2 separate regions of the Homo sapiens genome follow, and region 1 is linked to region 2. The links are chromatin loops, found by intact Hi-C in ENCODE. Cell type or tissue: dorsolateral prefrontal cortex. All regions are shown on one strand. Links, peaks and the distances in the headings refer to the core of each region. The heading gives the core; the rest is flanking DNA. Region 1 overlaps KIT (KIT proto-oncogene, receptor tyrosine kinase). Region 2 overlaps LOC105377657 (a long non-coding RNA gene).

Region 1 (2,919 bases), core at 183-2,682, 66 kb before region 2:
AAGTCATATTGCTTTATAACCTGGATTTTTGGTGCTGCACAACAAAAGCATTGTGAATATCTTTCTATAACATCATTTTGGCATCTCAGTGTATGGATCTTTTATAATTTCTCTAGCCCATGCCTGATGCAATTTTGAGACATCCAGGAGCGAGGCGGGACTCTGAAATGATGTGACTGAATTTTAAAAGAAACCTGTCAGATGATTATTTAAAGTTTATAATTATCGTGTTTAATGTCTAATGAGTGACCTTGCTTAAGTGGCTGGAAGTTAATAAGGTTATCATCTGTTGTTATCTTTCATGCTCTGTGTCTTCAACATACGATATGGCAGATATACTGTGCTGGCTTTCAGGACAGTTCTAAATTAAGGAATAATTTTCAGATCTTCTTAGTGTGGTAGCTAATCTATGTAAAAATCGTTGCTTGTCTTTTCACATTAATCTTTTTATAGATAATATGTGTTCATTTGAGATATCTGACAGTGTTTGAACTCTGTTTGTATTTTCTGTTCCTGAACTTGAAATGAGTTTTTGTTCTCAAATTGCTTGGGAATTATGAATGTTGTTTTTGATGTGACACTCTAATATCTCTTTCTCCTTATAAAGAGAATGTCTGTGGAGGCAAGAATTGTTATAGATGTTTAAATTGGAAAAAAAAAGATATAATGGCAACCTACTTTTAAAGTAGAACTTGATTCTCTTCTGTTCTGAAAAAATTTAGCAGATGTAGCTCTGAACTAAGCTAAACATCTTTCCCTCCTCAAAGGCTGGCATCATTACTCTTCCTCCCTATCTCATAAGAAAGTTGGTCTGGTGGATGTGTTGCTAATTTAGGGGCCTTGATGTAAACACTGAACCTGTAAGAGAACCAGGTAAACTCTCTGGATCCATAGCCCTTGGTTGCCCCCGTTTGTGTGGTTTGGCCATTTTTTTATGTTGATGGTGGAAAAGCAGGAGAAACAGGTTTAGGTATGTAGCCATGTAAACTTCTGCTGGAATTGACTCTAAACTTGGGTACATAGACTTCGCTAAAAGCAGTGAGTGGTCCCTTTTATATTGTGGAACTTCCACTCTGTGGAGATTTTCTTTTCAGTTGAGCCACTTGTTTTTACATCAAATTAGCTTCCTTCATTTACAGATATATGCAAGGTCACCTGTAATGTAGTGAAATTTAAATTAATCCAAGAATAGGGACATAATGTTTCCATGGGCATTCTGTCAATACCCTTCTCCTCCACTTCTGAATTATGTTGCAAAATGAATTAGCTACTTTTCCAGAGTAGGAAAAAAGAGGCTTTTGTCCCATGCCTGCACTCCTTGGCAGCAAGCAGAGTGGCATTGTGATGTGTGTACAGGTCTTCCTCCCCACGGCTGGGTGATACAGCAATGGTGCTCCTGTAAGTTGAGCAGTGATTCTGGCTGAAGAAGTCTCTCTCCAAGTAGTTTCATCATTTTTCAACGTAATCTCGTGATTGGGATATCTTTTTGATTGCTGTTTAGAACAGGGGTTGGTAGAACTATAGCCTGCTGGCCAGAATTGGCCTGTAGCCTGTTTTTGTTTTGTTTTGTTTTTTGCTTTTGAGACAGAGTCTTGTTCCGTCGCCTAAGCTGTAGTGCAGTGGCACAATCTTGGCTCACTGCAACCTCCACTTCCCAGGTTCAAGCAGTTCTCCTGCCTCAGCCTCCCGAGTAGCTGGTATTACAGGCACCTGCCACCATGCCTGGCTTATTTTTGTATTTTTAGTAGAGATGGGATTTCACCATGTTGGCCAGGCTGGTCTTTCTCCTGCCTTGGCCTCCCAAAGTGCTGGGATTACAAGCGTGAGCCACTGCACCCGGCCTATAACCTGTTTTTGAATGGCTCACAAACTAAGAACGTTATTGAATTTATTTCTGATTAGTTTTAAAAAATCAGGAGATTTCATGAGACATGAGAATACAACTCAAATGTTAGTGTCCACAAGGAAAGTTTTATTGAAAACAGCCATGCCTATTTGATTATATAATGTCTATGGGCACATTTGTACTACAGCTGCAGAGTTGAGTTGCAGGAAAGACCTTATGGCCCACAAATCTAAAATATTTACCTGAAATATGTATCTCGCCCTTTATAGTAAAAGTTTGCTGAGCCCTAGTTGAGAAAATCACTTCATTAAGAGAATGATTTTTTTTCTTTTTAAAATGACAGTCACTGTTAAAATAAATAGGTACAGGAGATTATAGTTGAAGTTTTATTTTGTTTGTTAAATAAACTTCTGTTAGTGTCCATATGCCAATTTCTGGATATCTTTAAGAATGTATAAGACACAGTATATGTCCAAAATATCTATCCTGGGAATTTTTTAAAAAGTATAATATTCCTTTTATAAGTAAGGTTATTTTTCTACTCCAATTTTAGCTGACTTAAATTTCTTTATTATAATGGTATTATGGCACAAGTGTAGGTTTTACACAGACCAAAACCGGGATAGTGAAAAATTCCGGAAAAGCATTGCTTCATTGCCTTTAAACACCAGCAAACCTCGAATTTTAAAAACAGAAATTCATTCTTATGATCCCTCTTCATTTAGTCTTTTATTATTTGGAGACTTAAGTGTTTGCGTTTTTTGTCCTGCTGATTATAAAATATGGGCAAATGTGCATTTATAGCGGAAGTTGGTTAAAGTGGCTGGGTGAGAGAACTCTAATCAAAAAATGCCTCCCTGCATTTAGATGAAGAAAGGAAGACCCCTTCTACCATTGGCTTGTGTATTGCCTTTCAGCCACCAGCCCTCAGCTTTGTTATCTGTACTATGTTCTTAAAATTCATTTTGTTCTTGCTTTCCACATGGACTGGATGGTGATGAAAAGGAATATTTTCCAAGATCACAAATCTGTGGGGTAAATCACTGGATGTGTAGGATTTTTAATTGCATGAG
Region 2 (2,919 bases), core at 248-2,747:
ATATCATATATACATTTTTAACTTTTGGAAGGTAGAAGACAATTGATAGGCATTTAACATGAAGAAAACATGCATTTATAGTCAATATTAATAGAATAGATGGTACTAATCTATAACAGTGAAAAATAAAGAAGGTAGAGGAAGGAGGACAAAGACAGAGAGGAGACAGGGGGGAAAGGAGAAGACAGAAAAAAGAAAACCTCAAAACAAGGACTGCTCTGAGAGCCACAACTGAGTTTTATGCTTCTTGCTGTCATCTTTCTCTAACCTTAAAGGGCAGAAAGCAATTGGGAGAACTAACCTGCACTTAGATTTCAGCTTCCATAGGATGTTACATTCTCAGGGTCTATTAAATCGATTGGACTTTGACCTTAGCTTCCACGAAGTCCTTACCTTTTGATTGGGGCTGAGAGGTCTGATTTAACCTCATGGAATTTGTATTTTTTGGAGGAACTCCTGCCTCGTCCGTACATGGTGAAACCCCCAACAGCAGCATTTTTAATTTCCAGATTCTCAGCAGACACAATGCACAGACTGTAGAAAACACCTGCTCATCCGGACCGCTCAGCTCACAGGCTCCTTCCTCAGGGGAGCATCTGATGCTCCAGGCAAGGCAGACCCTCTTCTTATACTCTTGTGACCTCTTAGACTTTTCTTTTGTAGCACTTACTCCAGACTCTAATCATATTTATGTTGTGATTGTTTATGCAATGGTTTTCTTCCTAACTAGGCTCTGAGTTCCATGAGAGTTGCAATGTCTGCATCCCTTACCCTTGTTGATATACTGCACTGTGCCCGGTACCTAAGTAATTGCTCAATAAATATTTGTTAAATGAATGATTATAATAGTATGCATATATGCATATATAGTATGATAATATATATAAATATGTGTAAAACAGTATATATACACATGCTATATTAATAGCACATCATGTAATATTGTATGTCTACACACACATACATTCAGTATTTACTCAGTTTTTCTGTATAAGTACCGCGCGCTAACCGATTGCGCCACTGGAGCTCTAGTATTTACTCAGTTTTTCTGAGGCTTATTTACTCATTGGTGAAGTGAAAGTGAATGTAAGGCTCTTTGCAAACCCCAAAGTGCTAGACCAGTAGGAAAGATCAGAATAGCCTTTCATATTAAACACTATGAAGCCAGGAGCTGTGGCTCCCAACTGCAATCCCAGCACTTTAGGAGGCTGAAGTGGAAGGATCACTTTAGCCCAAGAGTTTGAGACCAGCCAGGGCAACACAGGGAGATACCATCTCTACAAAAAAAAATTTTTTTAATTAGCCAGGCATGTGGTGCTTGCCTGTGGTCAAGTAGCCTCAGCTACTCTGGAGGCTGACGCATGAGGAACACTTGAGCCCAGGAGGTTGAGGCTGCAGTGAGCTGTGATTGTGCCACTGCACTCCAGTCTGGGTGACACAGTGAGACCTTGTCTTCAACGAACAAACAAACAAGCAAAAAACACTATGGTAGAGACCCCAGTAAATGCCTTCCATGCTTATAAAATACATTTAAGTATCTCTCAATCAAGTTTTCAGTATTCTCAAGTCAGTCTTTCATTCTAAATTTAGAGTCATTTCCAAATATAGTGCATTTCCTGTCCCATTCCTTCCCTGAAAGACAGCCGTGTCCAACTAGAAGTGGGCCTGACGCCTCTTATTAGCCCGGTTGCATTTCTGTCTCGCTCTTGGCTGCAGTGTGTGAGCTGATGGGCCCCACGTGACTGTGTTCACGTCCAAGCTTAGTAGAATGAATTTTTCCAGCATGATTTGCAAGTCACGCTATCACATGCCTCCTGAGTCCAGCTGTGCCGCAGCTGCCGCCTCCCCTGCATCCGCTCATCTTGCACTTGGATCAAAAGCACGAGCACATTTGCCTGAACCGATCTGGTCTCGGCCCAGCTGTTTGTTCCCCATTGTCATCAGGATGTTTACAGACCTGCTGTTCTTGCTGTACTTGTTTCATGATCACACTTGGGTCTGCAGAGCATTTTAACACATGGCTGTGGCCGAAGCTGGCAATTTGACTAGCTTTTCTTGGTCACTGAGACTTCTCTAAGGCATTTCCTTCAAACCTTCCTAACTATGTGTATGCTTGCACATTTCCACAGAGGCAACAAGAAAAGGAACCAGGGCTATAAATCCTGTTAAAGATGGGCCATGAGTGTCCTTCTGGCCTACTAATTTTATCACGATTAGTTTCTAACTGGACAAGAGAGCACTTCCAGTCTGAGACAAAGCCAGATTAAAGGAAGAAATCTATTCTTCTTACTCTAATTTGGTAAGTTGGGAAAATATAGTTTACCTTCTTAGGAAGTTGTCTTGACTGCTCCTAAAGTGTGCTGATACCTGTCACATGACAGCAGGTATTTTCTTGGCAAGAATTGTGCTGGAATAGCAGTTGGCAGTGATTGTGGTGAGGGCGTGGAAAGGTGTCTAGTGGGTCCAAGTGAGGTTCTAGGTCTAGCTGACCCCTAACTATGAGAAGAACATGAGTGAGTCATTCATTCTCTCTGGGATTCAATGTCCTCCCATTAATAACAGGCACCACTTATTATCATATTAAAACCTGTACTTAAAAATCTGTTTTCTAGACTCACCCCAAAGATCCTGATTCAGTAGGCTGAGGAGGTGCCTGAATGTCCCTATATTTTGATGTATCACAGTGCATGGTCAGCAATTCACTGTCTCCCCTGCAACTACAGTGAGCCATCTGACCTAGGATATTTTATACTTTTAATCAAATGCTCTTTCATGATAAATAACATGGCTCTGATTTCCCAATAGCTCAAGCGTTAAGAGAAAGACAGTTCTGCAATGCAAAGCATCCTAGGCTCATCTCTGTGGGCTGAGGCCACAGAGCTGCACTGTCTACTACAGTGGCCATGACCACATGTGGCA

The links. A loop is a pair of places that touch in the nucleus more often than their neighbours do. Peaks named below come from ENCODE experiments on the same cell type or tissue, not always from the same donor. Only the 100,000 strongest peaks of a DNase experiment are listed, where the experiment ranks them.
Region 1: it touches region 2 in a loop (4-fold over the local background); 2 of 110 quality-filtered maps call a loop at or near these places.

The regions. Positions count from the first base shown.
Region 1 is chr4:54,716,538-54,719,456 of GRCh38, forward strand. All of the region lies in intron 7 of KIT (KIT proto-oncogene, receptor tyrosine kinase), which reads left to right. Among named protein-coding and RNA genes, the nearest start is that of KIT, 60 kb to the left of the region's middle. In dorsolateral prefrontal cortex, for the core only: no CTCF peak of the experiment used is centred there; a DNase peak (open chromatin) is centred at 1,355; H3K27ac peaks cover 1,022 bases.
Region 2 is chr4:54,782,543-54,785,461 of GRCh38, forward strand. All of the region lies in intron 2 of LOC105377657 (a long non-coding RNA gene), which reads left to right. Among named protein-coding and RNA genes, the nearest start is that of LINC02358, 61 kb to the right of the region's middle. In dorsolateral prefrontal cortex, for the core only: a CTCF peak has its summit at 1,729; a DNase peak (open chromatin) is centred at 1,789; H3K4me3 peaks cover 705 bases; H3K27ac peaks cover 1,752 bases.